Linked DNA regions of Homo sapiens: region 1 is linked to region 2. A link is a loop called in an ENCODE intact Hi-C map of the cell type or tissue named here. Cell type or tissue: OCI-LY7. All regions are shown on one strand. Links, peaks and the distances in the headings refer to the core of each region. The heading gives the core; the rest is flanking DNA.

What was found. A loop is a pair of places that touch in the nucleus more often than their neighbours do. Peaks named below come from ENCODE experiments on the same cell type or tissue, not always from the same donor. Only the 100,000 strongest peaks of a DNase experiment are listed, where the experiment ranks them.
Region 1: a loop joins it to region 2, with 6 times the contacts of the local background. A loop is called at or near these places in 3 of 110 quality-filtered maps.

What each region holds. Positions count from the first base shown.
Region 1 is chr18:58,962,669-58,965,474 of GRCh38, reverse strand. The region is part of intron 7 of ZNF532 (zinc finger protein 532); the gene reads right to left. Among named protein-coding and RNA genes, the nearest start is that of ZNF532, 99 kb to the right of the region's middle. In OCI-LY7, for the core only: no CTCF peak of the experiment used is centred there; DNase peaks (open chromatin) are centred at 1,414 and 1,694; H3K4me3 peaks cover 1,870 bases; H3K27ac peaks cover 2,344 bases.
Region 2 is chr18:58,895,890-58,898,695 of GRCh38, reverse strand. The region is part of intron 2 of ZNF532 (zinc finger protein 532); the gene reads right to left. Among named protein-coding and RNA genes, the nearest start is that of ZNF532, 32 kb to the right of the region's middle. In OCI-LY7, for the core only: a CTCF peak has its summit at 1,378 (motif pointing right); DNase peaks (open chromatin) are centred at 1,695 and 2,245; H3K4me3 peaks cover 1,799 bases; H3K27ac peaks cover 1,566 bases.

The DNA.
Region 1 (2,806 bases), core at 49-2,548, 67 kb before region 2:
CTTTTGAAATGTCAGCTTTCATTCTGTGCAAACTGCAGAGTCTGGGCTAGAAACCTGCCTCTGGCAGGCTGCAAAACCCTGGGGTAAGTTATTGAACCTTTCTCAGGCTTCATTTCCTCACCTAAAAGTGGGATTCGTAACTGTCTCCCCTCAGGAGCCTGCTGCAATGAGATAGTAAGTAGGGTAAGCCCTCAGACAGTGTTAGCCCCAGTATCCTTAACACCCCGCCTTCCAATTTAGCCACAAGCTACCAAAATCACCAATAGTTCAATATGTACTTTAATATGCTCTGAACCAAAAATTTTCAACATCCTTTTTACAACACATTTATAGCCTTACATTAAAAAAAGTTCTTATTAAATCAAGTGGAGGACTTCAGAAAACTACATATAGTAAACCATACTAATAAAATATCAAATAAACTAATAAAATATAAATTATAATAAAAGTTAGTATTAAAAATTATAGATTTATATAGTATAAGAAATATGTATTATATATGATCTATAGTATATAAATATATAAGAAATATATGAAGTAAAAATATTTAGAATATAATAAAATTATAGGCCAGGTGTGATGGCGCACATCTGTAATCCTGGCACTTTGGGAGGCCAAGGCTGGAGGATCACTTGAGGCCAGGAGTTTGAGACAAGCCTGGGCAACAAAGACAACTCCCTCTACCCCGAACTCCCTACAAAAAAATGAAAATCAATAAAAATTAGCCAGGCATGGTGGTGTTCACCTGTAGTCCCTGCTACTCAGGAGGCTGAGGCTGGCAGATTGCTCGTGACCAAGAGTGTGAGGTAGCACTGAGCTATGATCACGCCACTGCACTCCAGCCTGAGCGACAGAGCGAGACTCTGTCTAAAAAAAAAAAGAAAAACTGTGTATACACACACACACACACACACACACACACACACACACACACACACAAACAAAATATCAATTCCAGTGGCCAAAACTAATGAAAAATAAGTTTCATAAAGCCAGCAGTGATATACATTTCTAGCATGAATATACAAACTCTTAATGTGCCTTTTAATCACATCTGACACAAATGCAGAATCAAGTGAGAAGCCATCACTCTCTAACAGTCAACCAGAGATAGAAGAGAACATGCAACTGATTTAAAGATATTTCTCCTAAAACCTTGAGATCACAAATAAGTTCTAAGCCAAAAAAGATAGGAGAAACTGGTTTTTTAAAAAATTTTTTACCTGTTGCTAGGGTAACAGGATTTTGGCAGGAAGTCAAAGTCGCCATAGCTAAAAGATGAGTTTTAAAAGGATAAAAATCTATTATATCCCTACATTTAGATTAAATAAGAGACTTTGTAGTAAGGCATGCCTAATGACAACAGGATGAACTCTAACAGTAAAAGAATGAAAATGAAACCATCTGGCAATGAACTATGCAAACTAGACAGTATTTCAGTATTTTTATCCCCTTAACTAATGGCCATCACCACAGTACAGCACGAAGACAGAAACAACATGGAGATGTAACGTTTTATTTCACAAAGTTATCTAAACAAGTTTCAGGGAGATTAAGGGGGGCAATTATGCCCTACCACACATTTCATACACATGGCTAGGTTCCAGGTTGTGTGGGTGAGCACCTTTTAAATTTTTTTTTTTTTTTTTTTTTGAGACAGGGTCTCACTCTGTTGCCCACACTGGAGTGCAGTGACACGACTGCGGCTCACTGCAGCCTCAAGCTCTGGGCTCTAGCAATCCTCCTGCCTCAGCCTCTGAAAGTGTTAGGATTACAGGCGTGAGCCACTGCACCCGGCCAAGTGGGCACTTTAAAAATTTATATACATACACACACACACACACACACACACACACACACACACACACACATTTTTTTCTTTTAAATACTGTGCAAGTGAGAGTCTCTGTAAAGCTCCTCAGTCAATCTGATTCTAAGCATGGTGGTCCCAAACTAGGAAATGCAAGCTGATTGCCTTGCCATTCTTTTCAAAAGTAACAACAGCACACCTGCCTCAGTGGCTGTGGTCATCTCTCCACACTCTGATCCTTTCATTCTCCCACTTTCCTTCACTGCCACTGCTGTCTTTCACCTACATCTCTGAGTGAACTGAAAGTGAATTTCAGAATGGGAAAGGCTACAAAATAGCAAGTATTCAAATCACCTATCACCTGCACCCTGTATGGAAAATGCAGATGAAATCTATGGACTTTTCTTAAAGGCTTTAGGAACAGAAACATTAAGACATCCTAAAATCATTTATAATCAGGCTTTAAATTATATTGAACAGACTTACTAATGCTGTAAATCCAACATCCAGAGAGTTGTGTCCCCTGCCTTCACCACCAAGAGTGAACGTTGGGTGGAGTCTTTAAACAAATACACTTGAGATCAACCTTCCCCAAAACATAAACTCAACAAAGGTGTGTTGGTGCTATAGCAGTCACACAGTGAGGGCCACAGCAATGAGCATCAGCAGCAAGGGCAGGTGTGCGGCAGATCCCAGGTGGTATGAGTGTTCCCAGCCCTGCCACAACACTGGAATCACCTGGAAGCTTTAAGAATGCCAGGGCCGGCTGGGTGCGGTGGCTCACGCCTGTAATCCCAGCACTTTGGGAGGCCGAGGCGGGCAGATCACGAGGTCAGAAGATCGAGACCATCCTGGCTAACATGGTGAAACCCCGTCTCTACTAAAAATACAAAAAATTAGCCGGGCGTGGTGGTGGGCGCCTGTAGTCCCAGCTATTCAGGAGGCTGAGGCAGGAGAATCGCTTGAACCCAGGGTGGGAGCTTGCAGTGAGTCGAG
Region 2 (2,806 bases), core at 98-2,597:
CGATAAAATCACCCTAGATGGAGACAGGCTCCTGGGAAGCTTGAGCTGCCAAGACTACACCTGGGATCAGCGGGTCTAGCGCGGCATTCACGCTGGGCTGCCGGGGCAGACTCCGGGGCCTGGCTCAGGGCTGGTCCAAGTGTGAGGCTGTCTGTTAGACTCTGGTCTTCAGGGAGAGTAGGCTGCAAGGACCTGGGTGAACACAGGGGCCAGGCCATAGACAGAGGTAGATTTGAACCCTTTAAATATTTAGGCATATCATATATACCTTGTAAATATTTAAATATACCTTTTAAATATTTAGCCATCTGGTCTCCATTAGTACTCTTGCCCCAGGCCCTACATACATTAAAGGTAGGCCTCGGAGCCATTATGATGATGGTGGTGATTATTCCTATTCTATAAGACAGAGAAGTTTAAGTGTCTTGCTCAAGGACACGTGGCTAGTGAGCAAGAGGATTCTGCCTCCACAGTCCAGGTCTGTCACCTTCTCTCTGACCACACACAGTCAGCAGGTACTATCTCAAATGAACAAGTCCAAGTTTAGCAATGTAAGCACATTATTTAGAAATAACAGAACAAACCAAAAAATTCAAATTCACTGCCTAAGGGAATTATGATGTAAAGTACTATTTTTTTGATCTATGTACATGTATTACTTTGACAAAAAATTTTAAATTGTTGAAAGGAGTTAAGTAATAATCTTTATTCATTTATTTATTTACTTACTTATTTATTTTTGAGACAGAGTCCCACTGCTTTGTCACCCAGGGTGGAGTGCAGTAGCATGGTCTCGGCTCACTGCAACCTCCGCCTCTGAATTCAAGCAATTCTCCTGCCTCAGCCTCCTAAGTAGCTGGGATTACAGGCACCTGCCACTACTCCTGGCTAATTTTCATATTTTTAGTAAAGATGGGGATTCGCCATGTTGGCCAGGCTGGTCTCAAACTCCTGATCTCAGGTGATCTGCCTGCCTCGGGCTCCCTAAGTGCTGGGATTACAGGTGTGAGCCACCGCGCCCAGCCAATCTTAACTTTACATCTCTTCCCTCGATGTAAACAACTTAAAAATTGCTCTGCTCTTCAAGTCTCATTCCTCCAGAACATAAAATATACTCATCATTTTTCCTAATGCCAATCTGTCATGATAACTAATCCTAAGGTTGTTGTTGCATTTAGTGCATTCTCAAAACTGTTTACAGTGAAATACAGCAAATTCTATTATTTGTCAGAAAATGTTCCATAATTGAAAACCCAAAAACAGTCATTTTAGATTGCAAAATCAGGTTTCGTGTATATGTGAAAGTATTATTCAGTGTATTTTTCTTTTTTAGGTCTTTTTCCCCCCAACCTCAATGCATTTAGAAGAACCTTGCTCAGTCCAAGTTAAAAATAAAGGGAAGGCAGCAGGGGGAGCTTTAAGTATTCAACTACTTTATATTCCAAAAAGCTACAAAACTTACAAAATTACGTGCTTAATGCAGAAACAGAGCAACTGTTCAGTCAAACTGACCATATCTAAGAGCACACACATCTAATGAAATGTTCATAACAATCCCCCCCACCCCTGCTAACCAAGACCAGAATCAAAGAGAAATTCCAACCCTAAGAGTATTTTGAGTCTGTTCAAGCCCCGGGGGAAAAAACAGAAAGAGAAGAGAAAAAAGCTTACAACCTAAGACTAGACCCCAGAACAAAACCACAGCCCTTTGAAGAGCGCAGTCCATACAGCCTTTCATGCCTCTACCTCGCTGGGCTGCCTGCTTTCAAATGCATGGTCACATGGGACAGGGATCTTGTCTCCCTACTTATTTTGCCGATTTATCTTCATCTGCTCCATTTGTCAGCCTAGGCTATCTTCCTCCTGTCTAAATCCCCTGAAAACACCTCCCTCTACTGATTAATCCTTCCAATCGATTGGTCTTTTCAATATTTATGTCCGTCATGTGGTGGTGTTGTTTTACTTAATAAATACCTCTACAGAAAGATCTGAGGTGGTTTATAAGAAGAGAAACATAAATAAGGCCCAAATAGGTTACAGAGGGAGAGGAATAAAAAAGCTGTATTGTTATACCTTGATAAACAGATAGCTGAGTGGGCGGATGGACAGACGGATGGGTGGATGAACAGATGGACAGATGCATATGGCTGAAGACATCCCAAGCATGTGCAGCAGCCTCTTTCCCCACCTTCCCAGCCCAGACATGGGTGGTGGCTTGACTGGGTCACAGTAGATTGGCCAGATAAAAACTGCTGCACTTACTTGAAGTGCCTAGAATAGGCAAATTAAGAGACAGGAAGTAGAAGAGAAGTTACCACAAGCAGGAGGAAGGTGAGAAGGGAGAGTTATTTATTTGGTTCAGAGCTTTTTTTGAAGGTGATGGAAAACTTTTACCATGGGTAACATATTTCATCTCACTGAACTGTACACTTATGGTTAAGATGACAAATATTATGTATATTTTACTTAAAAAACAAACAACAACAACAAAAAACAAACACTGCTAGATTTAACAGGGAAGAAAGTTACACTGCACTGAAAAGCAAGGATCTGGCTGGGTGACGCCCATAATTTCAACACTTTGGGAGGCTGAGGTGGGAAGATCGCTTGAGGCCAAGAGTTTAAGACCAGCCTGGGCAACAGAGTGAGACCTCATTTCTATTTTAAAAATTTAAAGTTAGTGAGGTGTGGTGGCATGTACCTGTGGTCTCAGCTACTTGGGAGGCTAAGGTAGGAGGACCGTTTGAGGCCAGGAGCTCAAGGCTGCCAGTGAGCTATGATCATGCCACTGCAGTACAGCCTCGTC